Linked DNA regions of Mus musculus: region 2 is linked to region 1. The links are chromatin loops, found by intact Hi-C in ENCODE. Cell type or tissue: heart. All regions are shown on one strand.

Region 1 (8,000 bases):
TAAGTTTCCTGAAGCTATGTCTCATAACCCAAAGCCTCAATTTCTGCTCCAGCTTGAACAGGTCCTCCACGGTCCATGTGTAGGAACCATGTGTCCTAATGTGGTTATGTGAAAAATGGTGAGGTCTTTAAGGGTGGAGCCTGGTGCATGGTCCTTGAGGGCACCAAACTCAAAAAAAGTCAGCATAATTCTTCTGGTTAGTTTAGTGGTCCCTCTCCATTATCTGGCTTCCTATCTTATCTTGCCATTTGAACTTTCTCGTGTGTTCACCACCATGATGTCATCTGTCATGATGTAATGTAGCCAGGGGGACTATCACCAAAGCCAATACAGGCTCTTTCAATCTCAGCCTCCAAAACTACAAACAAAATAATCTTGTTTTCTTCATAAGTTGTCCATGCTCCAATATTTTGTTATAATAGTGTAAAAAGGACTAACACAGCTCCGGTCTGGAAGCCCTATCAAAGAGACATCTCTAACTATGATGGTTTGTACATGCTTGGTCTAGGGAGTGGCACCATTAGAGGTGGCCTTGTTAGAGTAGGCATGGCATTCTTGGAGTAGGTGTGTCACTGAGGACATAGGCTTTAAGACCCTCATCCTAGCTACCTGGAAGCTACTCTTCTCCTAGCAGTCTTCAGATAAAGATGTAGAACTCTCAGCTCCTCCTGGACCATGCTTGCCTGAATGCTGCCATGCTCCCACCTTGATGATGATGGACTGAACCTCTGAACCTGTAAGGCAGCCCCTATTAAATGTTGTCCTTACATGAGTTGCTTTGGTCATAATGCCTGTTCATAGCATCTATCCCTTCACCTCCAGGGCTACTGCTTACTCACTTACCAACCTAGACTGCTATCATGAGATAGCTCGCGGGGGTTCTTATCTCCTGCCTGCATTTCTGCCAGTTGTTCTCTCTCTCTCTCTCTCTCTCTCTCTCTCTCTCTCTCACACACACACACACACACACACACACACACACACACACACACACACACACACACTGTGTCTGTGTGTTTCTGTCTGTGTGTCTGTGTGTCTGTGTACATATGTATGTCAGTATATGTTTGTGTTGGTGCACATATGTGTGCATGTGTATGGAGAAGCCAGAGGTCAACCTCGGGTGCCATTTCTCAAGAGACATCACCCTGGAATTTTTGGTTGTTTACTTGGTTTTTGTTTTGTTTTGTTGAGACACGGTCTCTCAGTATCTAGAAACTCTCTGGCTGGCCAGAGAACCCCAGGGACCTGCCTATCTCTGCCACCCCAGCTCTGGGGTTGCAAGCATGTGCTACCAAGCCTATATTTTTAAAAATAAATGTAGGTTTTGAAGATTAGAGTCAGTTCTTCATGTTTTTACAATTTGCATTTTACTGACTAAGCAAACTATTCACCTAGGCACCCTAAAATGTTCCTTATTCAACTCTCTCCTCACCCCACTCTTAAATTGAGTGTGTTGTATATGTCCTGGAAGCCTGGATGACAGGAGAAGGTGGGTTTGAAGGAGAAGGTGAATATGTTGATATGCTTTTTTTTTAATTATTTTAGCCTTTTAAAGAAATAGCCTTATTTAGAAATAGCTAGCAATAGTTGAAGGTACACATAGTCCATGGTCCAGAAACACCATTTCTACAAAACTCACAGGGTCTGTACACTGGAGAGCATGTACAAGAATGTTCACAACAGAATTATGCAGTGAACTACTCGAGACAACCTACACATCCGCATTCATATTCACACACTGAGAAAATATATCAGACCATAGGGACACTGCACTCCACTCAACTGTGTCCACACAAATGGCTCTCACAAACACGGAAAGAAAAGAAAGTGATTTGGAAGGAATAGCATGTAACATGCTACCCTGTCTATCCGCAGGCTTGAAGTGTGCAAGGCAGGATACCCACTGCTTAGGAATACATACCTGCACCAGGAAGGGATAAACACCAAAATGGAGCTAACACTTGCCTGTGACAGGAGAAGGGCACACATCGAGGCATCTGTGGAGGTTTTAACTACTTCCTGACTAACTGATTGACGGAGTTGTTGAATTATGAACTTTTTTTTGAGACAGGATCTCACTATGTAATGCTGGCTAGCATCGAGTTCATAATCTTCCTACCCCAGCCTCCTGATTGGTAGGATTACGGGGGCACACAACACACCCAATAGTGTTTTTTATATTTTGTACTGTGTGGTTGGTACCTAGGTTTTAGTTTATTATTCTTTGTACCTTCTGTATATCTCAAGGAAGGTGGCAATGGTTCTAGATGTTTCTGGAGAAATAAGGGACTCTGTGCCCAGAGTTTGATTTACTTCTTACACTTTTCTCATCCTTTGTCACTCACAGTCGCTCAGACTATCCCAGGTTTCTGAACTTCTCTGAGTCAAGGTTCATTTGGTGGCAAAGAGGTTTCCATGTGCCAAATCCCAACCCTGAAATGGCAGCAGCAGCACCACTGGGAGTCATGCCAAGAAAGCAATTAAGAGAATAGGTTTCCTAGGAGGGGACATTACAGGAATCCTGGGCAAGTCCAGGGTGTGTTGATGGGCGCTTCGGGAACCACAGAGGCTGGTCTCAGGAACATGCTCCCTATAAGAAACTCTTCAGGGCAAGGCAATGGGTTGCATAAATGACTCCCTGCCTCTTTAAGAGACAGACAACTAAAGAACACTGATGGGCAGCTGGAAGGAAGCCCCTCCGACGCCCCAGTCCACCCCCACCCCTGCCCACCTGGCACACCTCACCAAAAGAGGGCACTCCAAGAGATTAGTACCCTGACCACACTTCTCTGGGACACCCAAAGGCTGCCCTTTCATCAGCAAACCTGCCATGTTTGCTGACTCTCTGTGAGAAAGGTCTTCCTGTGGTGACTACAGATTCAGGGCCCTGGTTCATCAAAATAATTGGTCAGAGTCAAGGACTGAGGGTCCAAGGCCCTATAGTTTTGTATGGGCTGTAGCAGGGTGGGAAGGGGACAGGGAAGCAAAAACAGGATTTAAGATATATCTCTGATATCACCAGGCCCCCACTGTTCACCGGGACTATCTTCAGTCCATGTTTCCCAAAGTACAATTTTTCGTTGTTTTTGTTTGTTGTTTTGTTTGTTTTGTGTTTTTAGATTCCCGTATCTGACCGTCTCCTTCTCATTTTTTCCTTTCTTCCCAAACAGCTCTTTTTAGGATGGAGGCAAACTGTTCTGATTCTTCCTTTGGGAATGCCTCCTATCTTCTTTACCACATTTCTGTCCATTCTTAGAACTTGATCTGCATTACTGACCATAGCCCAGAACAAGACAATGAAAGGGCTTCCCACTAAGGCTCCAGAGGAAGATCTGGGTGGGGCAAATCACCCAGGGCCTGGGGTGGGCAGACAGGGTGAGAAATGAGTTTGCTCTATGCAGGGCTCAGCTTAGCAGCCTATCCTGCTTGGGATCCGTGAACATTTCATTATAACCTCCTCAGAGCTATGTGGCTTGGGAGGTGACACGGTGGCATCTGACAGGCCCAAAGGGGTTTGTTGCCAGGATTGCAGCTTGAAGGCTGACTCACCCAGGGAGGGCTGGGTACAAGCCAAGGATCAATGGAAAGACTCTAGGGTCATGCACGATGCCCTTGGCTCTGCCAGCTCAGCCTGCTGGAGGCCTGCCAGGACTCACTAGGCATGCATGCAGAGCTTAGCTCAGAGAGTCAAAACTCTTCTGCAAAACTATCCCAGCTTCTACACACACACAAGCGCGCACACACACACACACACACACACACACACACCCCTCCTCACTAGGATAAAGATGTACTTTCTTCCTACAGAAGCATCACAAAGCAAACTGTTCTTACCCTTCATTAAAAGCCAGAAAAGTTAGGACACTGCTCCTTCCTTCACTAGAAAGCTTAGAAAAACACACAGCAGGCTTGTCCATTCCTGAAGGCAGCTTACATGGCCACTTGACTCGATGTTACCTTGGCCGTTCTCCTGAGACTCCAGGCCTGGTTGCACAGCAGAACCAAACCTCTTCTGTTTCCTCCATTGCTGACACCCCACCCCACCCCCAAAACCAGTTCACATGAACTTTACCTTAGATAAGTCCTACTAGCAATTGCTGCAATGGAAACCAGAGGGCAAACAAAAACTACCCCCAAGAAGATAACCATGTCATGGGTAATATTATAAAGTTATCACAGTATGAAGTTATTACAGGAATCAATTAAGCTTAGGCATTGACCCAAACCCCTCAATGTCCTTCCCAGGCCCCTGGTAGCCCATAGAGTCTTGTAGGTTCTTCTGCCCTTTCCCAGAACCCCTAAGTGCTGAAGCTTTGTGCAAATCTCCTGTCTGTCCTCCTCATCAGTTGTCCAGAAGGGGCTGTCCAGCTTACAGAGAAATTAGTCCCCATGGCCTTGCTCAGCCAGAAAGTCAAAGAGACAAAGCCATTTTAATAGTCAGAGTTCTCTAGAGTCACAGAACGCAAGGAATGTCTGTATATTAAGGGAATTTATTGTAATGACTTATAGTCTGCAGTCCAACTAACCCAACAATGGGAAGCTGTGAATGGGAAGTCCAAGGATCTAGCAGTTGCTCAGTCCCACAAGGCCAGTTGTTTCAGCTGGTCTTCTGTATAAGCTAGAAACCTGAAGAGGTAGGTTCCAACAGATGTGCTGGCAAGTAAGTACAAGCAAGCAAAAAAAAAAAAAAGAAAAAAAAAGTGAGCCTTCCTTCTTCCATTGTCCTTATGTACGCCTCCAGCAGAAGGTGTGGCCCAGATTAAAGGTATATACCACCACCCTGGATTTGGAATTTGCTTTGTCCCAGGTTGGCCTTGAACTTATACCTGCTTGCCTCAGTCTCCTGGGACCAACGGCATGTACAACCTTGGCTGAGCCTGAACTTTTCATAGCCACTATGCCTCAAGATCTGGATTAAAAGTGTGTGTCATCCCATGTCGAGATCCAGGTGAAAAGTCTGTGTCTTCCAACCTCAAGTTCTGGATCACAGGTATGCCTCCCATTTCTGGATTGTAGCTCATTCCAGATGTAGTCAAGTTGACAACCAGGAATAGCCATCACACCATCTACTTGTGATTCCAAACTAAAATAAGATAGTCACCAATGTCTCAACTACAGCTGTGCCTACAGGCCAAAAGACCGCTGGATTTCAGGGCCCCATCAAGGATGATTCAAACGATGCTTCTCACTTTCTACATAGAAAATGAGGTCCTAAGAAAGGACCTCAGGTTTCTGAATGTTTTGGGGGGATTGTTTGTTTGTTTGTTTGTTTGTTTGTTGTTTGAGACCTAGCCAAGGCCTGCATATTTGCTGAAATTGTCAACCCAACATGGAACTAGGAAAAGGTAGATATTCTGCCAATACAATGAATCTTTTCCTTAGGAAACAAGGTTTTCCCTAAGGTGAGTAGCAGAAAGTCCTCTATAGTGGACTATGCTGGCCTGTCCTCGTGACTCATCCCCCACCCACCAAATACAGACCAAGAGGTCCTCTCTAAGACCCCAGCCTGGACCTGAACTCCTCTTCTGTAAGACTCATGACTTGTTATACTATCCACCACTCACAAACACTGGGACCAGGGTCTCTTCGTTAGCACTGGTTGGCTTTCTTCTTCACCCATGCAGATTTCCAGGACACTGCCCCTTTGCTTTTTGGCCTAGGCTCTACCTCCTCATCATCTGAGATTTCATGCAGTGGGATGACGCTACCATTGACCCTGTTGTCCCCGACACCCCACCACAGCATGAAGAATGTGCCCATGGATGAGATACAGAGACAGACACAAGATGCAAGTTTTAAATATATCCTACTTTATTAGGAGGAGGTCGCTGTCACCTCAGCAGCCAGCTCCCATGTATACACAGTATACACACTCAGCCAGTCGCCAGACCCTCTCATCCTTCTGCAGTACACGAAATGCAAAAGAAGCAAGCCCAAAGGGGAAGAGGCTCTAGCAACAGTATCTAGAGTCTCCAGGAGCCGACTTCCACGCTGGGCTCCTTCCAGCCTCCTCCCTAACATGATGAGCTCCATAAGAGGAGGGATTGGTCTAAACCCTCCAATCAGTGCACACAATAGGCAGAAGAGACTAGGGGATCCCTAACCCAAAGTCTTACTGGTCCATAACCCAATGAAGATACTCCTGGAGCCCCCAGAACGTCCTTCTCCATAAGTGTGAGACATCACTTTGACTTTTTATTCCATCATTAGAAACCTGTGCCTCCACCTCACCTCTGCTCAGCACGGGTTGACAGAAAATGTTCAAAAGCAAGACAAACTTCCCAAGTTGTCTTCGTCATAGTTCTTTTCAAAAGAAGAAATTTTAAAACAAAAATAAAAACTATTGTGACAGGAAAAAGAGTGTGGATACCTGGCATGAGTCAGGAACAAGAGTGGCCATCCCTCCTTGAAATGACTTGTAAAACAGCTGACAGCAATGCTGTTAGAGGCCAGTCACCTTAGTGAGAGCACCTCACTGCCCACCTGCCTGTACCTCGACCCTTTCCACTCAGCCCAGCAGTGCCTCTCTTCACAGGGACAGAATGCCCCAAGCACAGGGCACCATGTTCTCATCAGCAAGCAAGGCTCCCCTTCAGCCTCAGGCCCTGGGGACCTTTTGTCACTACAACTCTGACGTACTCATTTTGTCGCTATAAATCCGAAGTACGATGTCCTTCGCCAGTGATGGCATCCTAGTCTCAGAGGGTCGCATGCCCTTCACCCACTGTAGGAGTTCTGTTCTAGGTCTACAGCCCAGAGACAGACCAGGGTTAGAATAACAGTCTAGAGTAGTCGTTCTCAGCCTGTGGGTAGCGGTACCTTTGGAGGTCAATCTACCCTTTCATAGGGGTTGCTTAAGACCATTGGAAAACATAGAAATTTACAGTATGATTCACAACGGTAGAAAAATTAGTTATGAAGTAGCAATGAAAATACTTTTATGGTTGGGGGTCACCACAACATGAGGAACCATATTATAGGTTGCAGCATTAGGAGGCTGAGAACCACTGCTCTAGGGGCTAAGCTGGTCTGTGGATTCTGACTACTAGGGAACATGTAAAAGGACTGACAAAGACCCCCCTCCTCCACAGTGAAGACAAGGGTTTTGGTCTTGTCTCCATCTAGTCCTCCGCTGAGGTCCTGGATGTACTGCCGAGTCTTTGGAGATGTCCTATATACATTGGAGCTTCCAAGTCTTCAAGAATTACCCTGCTATAAGAAACACCTGGATTTCTTTTTGACTGCCATGTCTACAAGAATGACAGATGGGTCTCCAGTGTCCCAAGGTCAGGGTACTGATTCTTAAGTGTTTCTAAAACATGATCCCAAGGAACCTGAGGAAGAAGATACCCTACCCGACTCTGTCTTTGTATTTAGAGCCCCAGCTGATAGCCAGGCTATGGGATCAGGAAAGCCACGCACAGACTTATTTCCGTGGCTGAGCACATCCTGCTGAGACGGGTGAGAGCACCAGGTTACTTCTGTCCTAGAGAGCATGATCTGAGGTAGCAAACAATGAAGCCCGTTTACCTACCAGAGAACTGAAGGCCGGGAGACATAATGTAGCATGCCCACAGGAGACAGCAGGAGCTGCCAGAGTAGAAGGCTGACTTGCCAGCATGTGGGTTCTCAGCACCTCACCCTCCCAGGCACAACCACTTCCCCTCAGTGGGTACAGGGCTATGGTCACTTTGGAAGGTCCCTAGGGCAGTGCATGATCTTCATCATCAGCCTCTCTTACATGTTCCTTTCTAGATGACCAAAGTGTCAGAACTCCTTTTCGCTATCCCAGGATGACATTCTTCCAGGCCAGACCCCACAGCTCCATACCTACTCATCCTAACCCTACTGAGAGCAGAACCCTCTAGAGCTTTTGTGTTCTCTGCTTCAGCCACCAAATCATCTCCCCTTTGACGTGGCAAGCATCTGTTCGTCATATTTGCTCTCTCTTGATCAACAAGTGGTCCCTGTAGTTTCTCTGGCTGCCTTCGAAGCAT
Region 2 (8,000 bases), 120 kb before region 1:
ATTTAAGGGTTTTTTTCCCAGCTGCATATGATACTGTAATTTTTAAAAGATGGGCCCAAGAAAGAATTGATCAGTCCAAATTTTAAAATAATTTAAGTAAACTACTTCTTATATGTAGTCTCTGTACCCAGGAGGGTAGCAGAAACTGACTCTACCATGTCTCCTCATTGCTAGGCCAATAACTAGAGTGTAACTCCTGTGGGGGAGGGTTGATTCCAAGACCCTCCATGATTCCCAAAACCACAGAAGTTCAGTTCCCTCACCTAAAAGGTGAGCTTTTGCTTATAGCCAACACATACTATGAGCAATATTTTTCAAGCCTTAACAAACTATATTGTTTAGAAAATGGTCACAAGAAAAACATATCCATGATCAGTAACAGTCAACTAACATAGGCCTAACTATAAAGATAATGATCTGTGCTTGGTTAAATACATGGGTCTGCAGCCTGCAGACAACAAGGAATGATTGTAGTAGATAATATGGGAAGTCACTATGCCCTAGAGGGGTCCACAGTAGGACAGTAAGTACACACAGAACAATAGTGCCACAGCACCACGGAACTCAGGCCATTTGATCTGGCACGCCCTAGGGTGCTGGTCAGTGTCAATGTTGGGAAAGATACAACCCAGGCATTTTTTACAAACCCCAGTGGAAAGTCAGGATGAAAGCCTCTGTGATTCTAGTGTTAGGATCTGGCATAGAAAGAGTTCTGGAAATATTAAGTCTGTGTGGAGACAGGCTAGGGCATGAGACACCAAGTTAGGACATACTTGGAACCAGCTCCTACGAGATGAGTTGTGCTTTGTCAGATCCACCCAGTTCTTTAGGATTTTATTATTATTATTATTAATGTATGAGTAAGTGGTCCAGACTAAAGCCACTATACTTGTGGTAATTTGTTAAAGCAACAGTACCCTTCTCACCTTACCATTAGATTTCATTCTCCATATTGGAAGAAAGCCCATACCAATGGAACTCTAGCTAACAGATCAACCAAGCCTCAGTGCTAGCTTTGAGAGTTAGTCTTTAGGTGACTCTAGTCTAGTGTTCTGGATGAAGCTATCTGTGTGGCCTGCCTAAATTACTGACCTACAGAAACCAGGTTAATTTGAAATTATTATTATTAATACTATGTTGAGTGTGGGGGATGATTTGAGTATGGATCATATAACATATAATAAATAACAAATGTTAATAAAATTTGACCCTAAAGGAATAATCTAAAATCAGAATAACACAAATGTATGGTCATAAAATAAGTGTTGATATTCTGTATGAAGCAGCTAGCAGCAGCATATTATGTTAAATGATTCACAAAGGGAAATTTTTCATTTTTAGTACAACCTTGAAAATGGGCATAGCTGGAAATATATTTAATGGTTAGAACATTTGAATAGCATCCATGAAACCCTATACTGAAAGGGAGGAAGGGACAGAGGGAAGAAGGAAGGGACCGAGGGAGGTCGGAGGGAGGGAGGGACAGAGGGAGGAAGGAAGGAAGGAAGGAAGGAAGGAAGGAAGGAAGGAAGGAAGGAAGGAAGGAAGGAAGGAAGGAAGGAAAGTTTTTTATATGGTCTTTTTTAAAGTCAGCAGGTCATCTTTGCCTGTATTTAAGGCTGACCACTTGAGATTGAATAACTGTTGGCAGGTTCATCCCTGAAGAAAACTTATTCTCCTTCCCTAGGCAGTCATTGATTGCCTGTAGTGGTCCCTTTAGAGGTGGTGTCTTGTGTCATTTCCCCCATCTACATTGGCATGTGGAGTGACACAATCATCGTGCATGCCATGTCCACTCAAACATATTGTTGAAATGTCATGGTATAGCATCCCTCTCGTGTCTAGAAGACACTATCTAGCAGCACGTGCCCTAGTCCACTGCCTCTTACAGTCTTTCCACTTCTACCACATTTTGCATAGTGTTCCCTGGCCCTTTGGTGTAGGGGTTACATTGTGAATATACCAATTGGGGTTGGGTTGCCTATGGTCACTTGTTCTCTGCATTTTGACTAGCTGTGGATCTGAACTCAAACACTGAAGCCCCATGCCTGAAGTATGTAATGTCTTCAGCAAAAGAATCATACACTCAAATTCTGGGAGGCAATGAAGGCCTAGGGTGATAGCCGATATTGTTTGAGGAGTCTCTAAGACACCTCTGACCAATGGACTCAGCAGGAGAGCTGACTGTGAAAATACTAATTAAAGGAGAGGCCATTGTTTGGAGAAGGCATGAGAGTGATGTAAGAGGGATTTGAGGGAGAAAGAGGTGGAAATCATGTGACTACAACACTCATGAATAAAATCCCCAAATATATAAATATCATATATATATTTAAATGTATACATATTTAAAGCCAACAAGGTTAGAGGTGCTTATCTTCCTTTATGCTCACTAAACCAGTTGTCTTTTTTTTTTGCTAGCTTAATTGTACTTCATTTTTATCATACAATTGTGATCATTGTGAGTCTTCTAAACATGTAACTTTTGTGAACTCACTGTTTTTCTCCATTTCTATTGCAACATCCGTTGTTTTTCTGTGCTCGGGATGCCATTCTTTTACACATATGTCGCACATTTTTGCTTGTTTGGTCATGTGCTTTTCATTTTGCTTCTGATGTTCTTGCTTTTTTAATTAAACCCAAATGTTGAGATCACATAGGGCTTGCAATGTACCCTGGGAGCTGCAAAGGAAACAGGGCATATCCCTTCGGCCCTGATACTCTTTAGGATGTAATTTGGGGCATGCCTGCCAGCCACACATGAACCACCAAGTGAGAAATTCTGTGTATAGATTTACACAGAGGTTAAAATTATCTACTGTAGAACAGCATAGAGTGACCGAGATGATTAAGCGTACAATAAACATCAATTGCTTTAACAATTGTCACAAAATATCTCACAAAACAAATTAAAGGAGGAAGGATCTCTCTTTGCCTATGGATTCAGCTAATTCAGTCTAAGGCAGTATGGTTCTATGTGCTAATCGGATAGGGGGCAGCAGGGGCATGTGGAAGAGGAAACTGTTCATCTGTGATGGATAAGAAAGAAGCAAAGAATGAGAAAGAGTCTTGGTGTCTAACTTTCAAAGGCACACCTGAGACCATTTTCCTCCAGAGACCTAACCTCCAAAGAGTTTTCCATAATCTTCTAAGAGAGAGCCACCAGATGGGAAGCAAGGGTCTAACCCGTGGGACATTGCAGGTTCAGACTGTAACAGTGGCCTTTCAAGATGCTAGACAATGAAAAAACATAATGACAGTGTGTGCCATGTGAGTTTGAGACAAGCTAACCTGGATTGTGGTAGACACACTTAATCAACACGGAGGTGTTAAAGGAGGGGTTCAAGAACACGTAACAAATCAACACTGAGGTGGTTAGCACTGCTCCCCATAACATTGCAAGAATCAAATAAGCAAGAAGGACAGGTCTTCTACTCATGTTGTTCTTATTTCCCTTTTGTCCCTGCCAATTCACAGGAAAAGTGATCTGAGCCAATTTCTCTAGCCCATGTGATCTGCATCTCAGATTCTATTGGTCCTAAAGCCCTGGGCCTTGCCCAAACAGACACGGGTCCTGAGGAGAAGGCCCTGCCTCCATGGTTTTGAGTAAGACTCCCCCTCTTCTCCCCTCCACCCAGGTTCAATCATTGAGTGCTCTGGCACTCATGTCTCTTAAATACTTGAAGAAAGTTCACCCCACAACGTTCCTGGTGCTATGATGAGGCCTGTAAGCTCATTTAGGGTCTACTCATAAATCTCTCTGCCCCTCCCCTTCAGTGCTTCAGTGTCTCTTTCTTCTCAAGCCTGTAGAGCCTTCTCAAATCTCAGTGCTCACTGAGGTCTCAGGGAGGAACTTGTACTCACCACTGGCCTCTGAGGAACTCAGCCTGTGAAGCCTCCCCATGGAAGGCTAACATCCCTCTGTTCTTCAAACCAGAGCAACCAAGTAAGCTCACCAAGGCCTCTTGCCTCTAGACACGGCCAAGCCCAGATACAGGGAACATAGCGGGATGTTATCATTAGGTATGGGGCAGGAATCCAGGGCACTTAGGTTCTATTCCTGACTCAACTTGAAATTTGCATAAGTCACCACTGACTCTTGTGGGGACATGACTTTCCTAACCACATAGAACTGACTAAACTTTAAAGGTATGTCTATCCCTGGTGTCCAGGTACAAGGCAGCGTGAAGGAAAACCTGACCACTAAAACTATCATCTCCATGCGTGACAATGCTACCACCATCATTGGGAGGATCCCATGTCTTTCAGATATACACTCTCTCTTTCCAGAATCCCATGTAGGAAACAGCTATGAGACAACAGTGAGAGTCAAACACCAAGTTATAAACTCTAATTGGTCTCATTTGCAGATCCAAATAATAAATTTCAGTAGGTATATGTCTTCTCTGCCAGAAATGCACCATAATCTAGTAAAACTTCAAAGGAAACATACCTTCATGACAGATGAAGGAAAAGGTCCACAGAAATTCAGTGATTTACCTAGTCACTGACTAAAAGTAGCATAACAAGGTCTCTGGAACACCACTATGCCTCCCCAAACCATTCTAACTTTAGAAACTGTATCGGGTAGCTAGGAGACACTTGATAAAGCATTTTGGAAGGTGAGTGGGAAGCTAATTGACTTGTGCTTAGTGATCATGTTTCTTTTCAGAGTCTCTTATACTCTACCCATGAAGCTAGTCAAGTCTCCATGTTTATCAAGTCAAGGCTCTATATCTACTGGTTCTTCATCTGAGGTTTCAACCAACCACTGATTGAAAATGTTTGGGAAAGAAATTGTACCTGTGCAGGACAGTGCAGATTTTTCCAATTAGTCCTAAAACCATATAGTATAACCCTCTTTATTTAATATTTATATCATATTGCAACAGGAACTCTTCCAGGCAGAAGCCCTATGTCTAGCTGCTCCAACAGGCTAGGTTCAGCTTCCCATCCAAATACAATAAAAAGTGATGATAAAAAGCAGACAGAGGAGATTTAATTAACCCATTCACCCCCACCCTGCAGTTTGACTGAAGGGAACTGACATGAGCTTCAGCTTTCAATAGAGGCAGAACTGAGGCAAAACCCAGAAGGTTTGCATCACTATGCTGTTCTGGCTGAGACTAGACTGGTTGATCATTGTCTTAGTTCCTGCTCTTTGTGGTTGTCTGAAGAAGCCCACTTCAGAGTATCAACCAATTGGGTTTTACTAGGAGATTGCTTTTAATCTGGGGAGTAGATGTGTATCATCAATAATTATTCTCAGAGGCTTTGTTCTTTTTTAGAATTCAAGATGACCCCAGGCTTAGGACAATAATATACCTCTGTGCCTGCAGCCTAGAAAAGGTATTAGACATATGTTAGGAAGACATGACTTGAGTGACAGACATGACATGAAGCAAAGGAGACAGACATGAAATGAAGACATCTTACAGACTTTCATCCTGCTGTTAGCTACATGGACCTAAGTAAGGAGTCCCTGCTTGTTAGTAAAAGTGGTTTCTACATGCTTATTGTCATGTTGGGCATTATATATCATCTAGAGGTGATTTAAAACCTGTAGAAATTCTTATGTACATTACAGAGAGCAGCCATCTGAGTGCTGAGAATGAAACTGGACCCTGTGGAAGAGCAGCCAATGCTCTTAACCACCAAGCCATCTTCCCAGGTCCCAAACTTGAGACTTAAGTGAGGAGAATCATCATGCTCTGTCTGCACTTGAGAACACTTCCTAGAACAGGTATAGACGATCTAGTGATTGGTCCATGTGTTGGATGCATCTGTCCCACTGACCTAAGAGTGTAGTTGGTAGTAATAACAGATAGTTAGAAGCGGCTTTTCTAGAGAACACAGGCTCCTCACATGGTCCCACAAGGACTGACTATAAAAGCTTGATACAGGCCTAGCATCTCTTCCTGCATTTTGTGTCTGCATTCTTTACTTTGGCTTAGACTCCTACTTGCCTCTATGTGGGCATGTTCATCACTGGCCCAGTGTGTGTTCACTTAGCCTAACTCATTCTGCCCCTGCCCACCCCATCCCAAGGCAAAAAAAAGAAAAGAAAGAAAAACAAAACAAAACAAACAAACAAACAAAAACCAAATAATCATACGTTATTGTCTTTACCCTTTCTTCTTGAGTCACCATGAATTCCAGAAACAATGAGATGCATATTTGATGCAACATGGGACTGAGACTACCACCAAGTACCAGTGAGCCCAGAAGATAGAACATTCCCAAGATGTGAGCAATTTATCTGGAATGAGCAACTTCACCTTGGAGCAGATCATCTTGTAGAAACCAACCTGGTCTCCTCTGACTGTGAGTCACAATTTAGCAGACAACTCTGCAGGAGCTGAGACCGTAATGAGCAGGAGCACAACTTGACCAGACTACTTAACCTCTTGCCCACTGCCCCAGTTCTTCCTCTATTTAGACCTAAGTCTTTATCCGTAGCCTGAAGACAAACGTAGGATTATTAGATCCCTTTACCTGTTCCTTTTCCCAGTGGGGCCACACTGAGCGATCTCCCTCCTCTGCTTCTCATGAGCAGTTATCTCTTTCATTGGCATATTGAGAAGAGTGGCTGACCCTAGCTTGTTGGGGTTACCAAAGCCCAGGTTTTTTTGCCCTAAAAAAATCTAATTTACAGTAAGACTTTTGGAATTAAAATAGACAATGGGATTCCATGGGATGACATTGTTACAACTGTTAACTGTATGCAGAGACTGCAGGGGGGTCTTCTTCAGCATCACCTCCCTCCCACCCCCTACCCCACCTCCACCCTGTCTTCTAACACCATGAGTCCTCACTTCAAGTCTGATGTTAATTCTAGTTCTCTGAAGTCCCTTTGGGAGCCAGAGCCTGAGCCTAGAGTCACCCCTGGCCACTCCTAGGGCCAAGACTGTTCACCCCTTGAGGCCTGTGCCTGAATGGACAAAAGAGGCCCTTTGTTGCCATTACAGTGAGTGGTTGTCTTCTCCCTAGAGCCACTAGCTTCTGTGTGCACAGGTCTGCCTTCTCTCTTCCCAAGACACTTTGATCGCCCTCCTATTTCAGATCTTGCTGACTTTTCAACACCCTCCCAGACAATCAGCTTCTTTTCTTTTCAATAACCAAGCTGTTCAGATTTCACCTCGATTCCCTCCAACAATTCTAGCAAGGAGGAGTTCAGGGAAGCAGACCCTAAGAAGACACCTGAAGTCCCACATTGATTGGTAAGGGATGATGAAAGATCTTCCATAGGGCTCAAAAACATTTGGAGGAATGAAAGACTTAATGAGTATAGAGTTATGGGAAATGGTAGCCTAAGTTAAGAGCAGCAAATAAAATACCCTAAGAAATCATAAAAGCTGGGTCCCCCCCCCCCGCCCCAAGGGCAGTTGGTCAACTCTGTTTCTGGCATTACCTTTGACACTGTAGTGCCCTTACTATCCCGTAGTGTCACTTGTCACTTCCTCTCTACTATCTTGTCTATATCCCTACTCGGTGTTATTTTAAGGTCTCAGATTGTGGGGTCCCAGAAACTTATTGACCATATACAGAATCTATGGTGGGGCATTTGAAAAGAGATCAGACTCACAAGGCAGTTGGTGTCCTTTTACAAGTTTCATAGAGAATGTCGAGGTCCCACACCTTGTAGTTAATGATAAGTGCATGGTATTCATTTACATTCAAGCTATCTGAATCGTGTGGGTGGCAGGGAAGAGTGAAAGGTTCAGTCCCTTAGTTAACATGTGTCCTTTACATGGCCTATGTTGCTTGTAGCCCCCAGTAGCATAGGGTGCTAAGTAAATGTCTATGGGGGAAGTTACGATCACAGGTCCACAAATATTCATTCTATATAGTACCTGCCATTTCTTTTACAGCATCTATGAAAGTATCCGTAGAAAAAGGAAAGGGGATTTTCATCACTGTACTATGTGAGAACGATAGGCTAATATGTCAATGTCTTTCCACAATGTTGGAAATTATTGAATATCAATATATCTACAAGA

The links. Hi-C counts contacts between places; a loop is a spot of excess contacts. Peaks named below come from ENCODE experiments on the same cell type or tissue, not always from the same donor. Only the 100,000 strongest peaks of a DNase experiment are listed, where the experiment ranks them.
Region 2: it touches region 1 in a loop (2.7-fold over the local background); 3 of 42 quality-filtered maps call a loop at or near these places.

What each region holds. Positions count from the first base shown.
Region 1 is chr9:30,893,363-30,901,362 of GRCm38, forward strand. It overlaps Adamts15 (a disintegrin-like and metallopeptidase (reprolysin type) with thrombospondin type 1 motif, 15), which reads right to left. Exons shown (of 8, transcript NM_001024139.1): 8 at 5,793-8,000. Among named protein-coding and RNA genes, the nearest start is that of Gm31140, 17 kb to the left of the region's middle. In heart, no CTCF peak of the experiment used is centred here; DNase peaks (open chromatin) are centred at 2,469 and 3,549.
Region 2 is chr9:30,777,446-30,785,445 of GRCm38, forward strand. Gm31013 (a long non-coding RNA gene) reads right to left here and starts at 4,510. Exons shown (of 2, transcript XR_870607.1): 1 at 4,454-4,510. In heart, no CTCF peak of the experiment used is centred here; a DNase peak (open chromatin) is centred at 4,016; H3K27ac peaks cover 412 bases.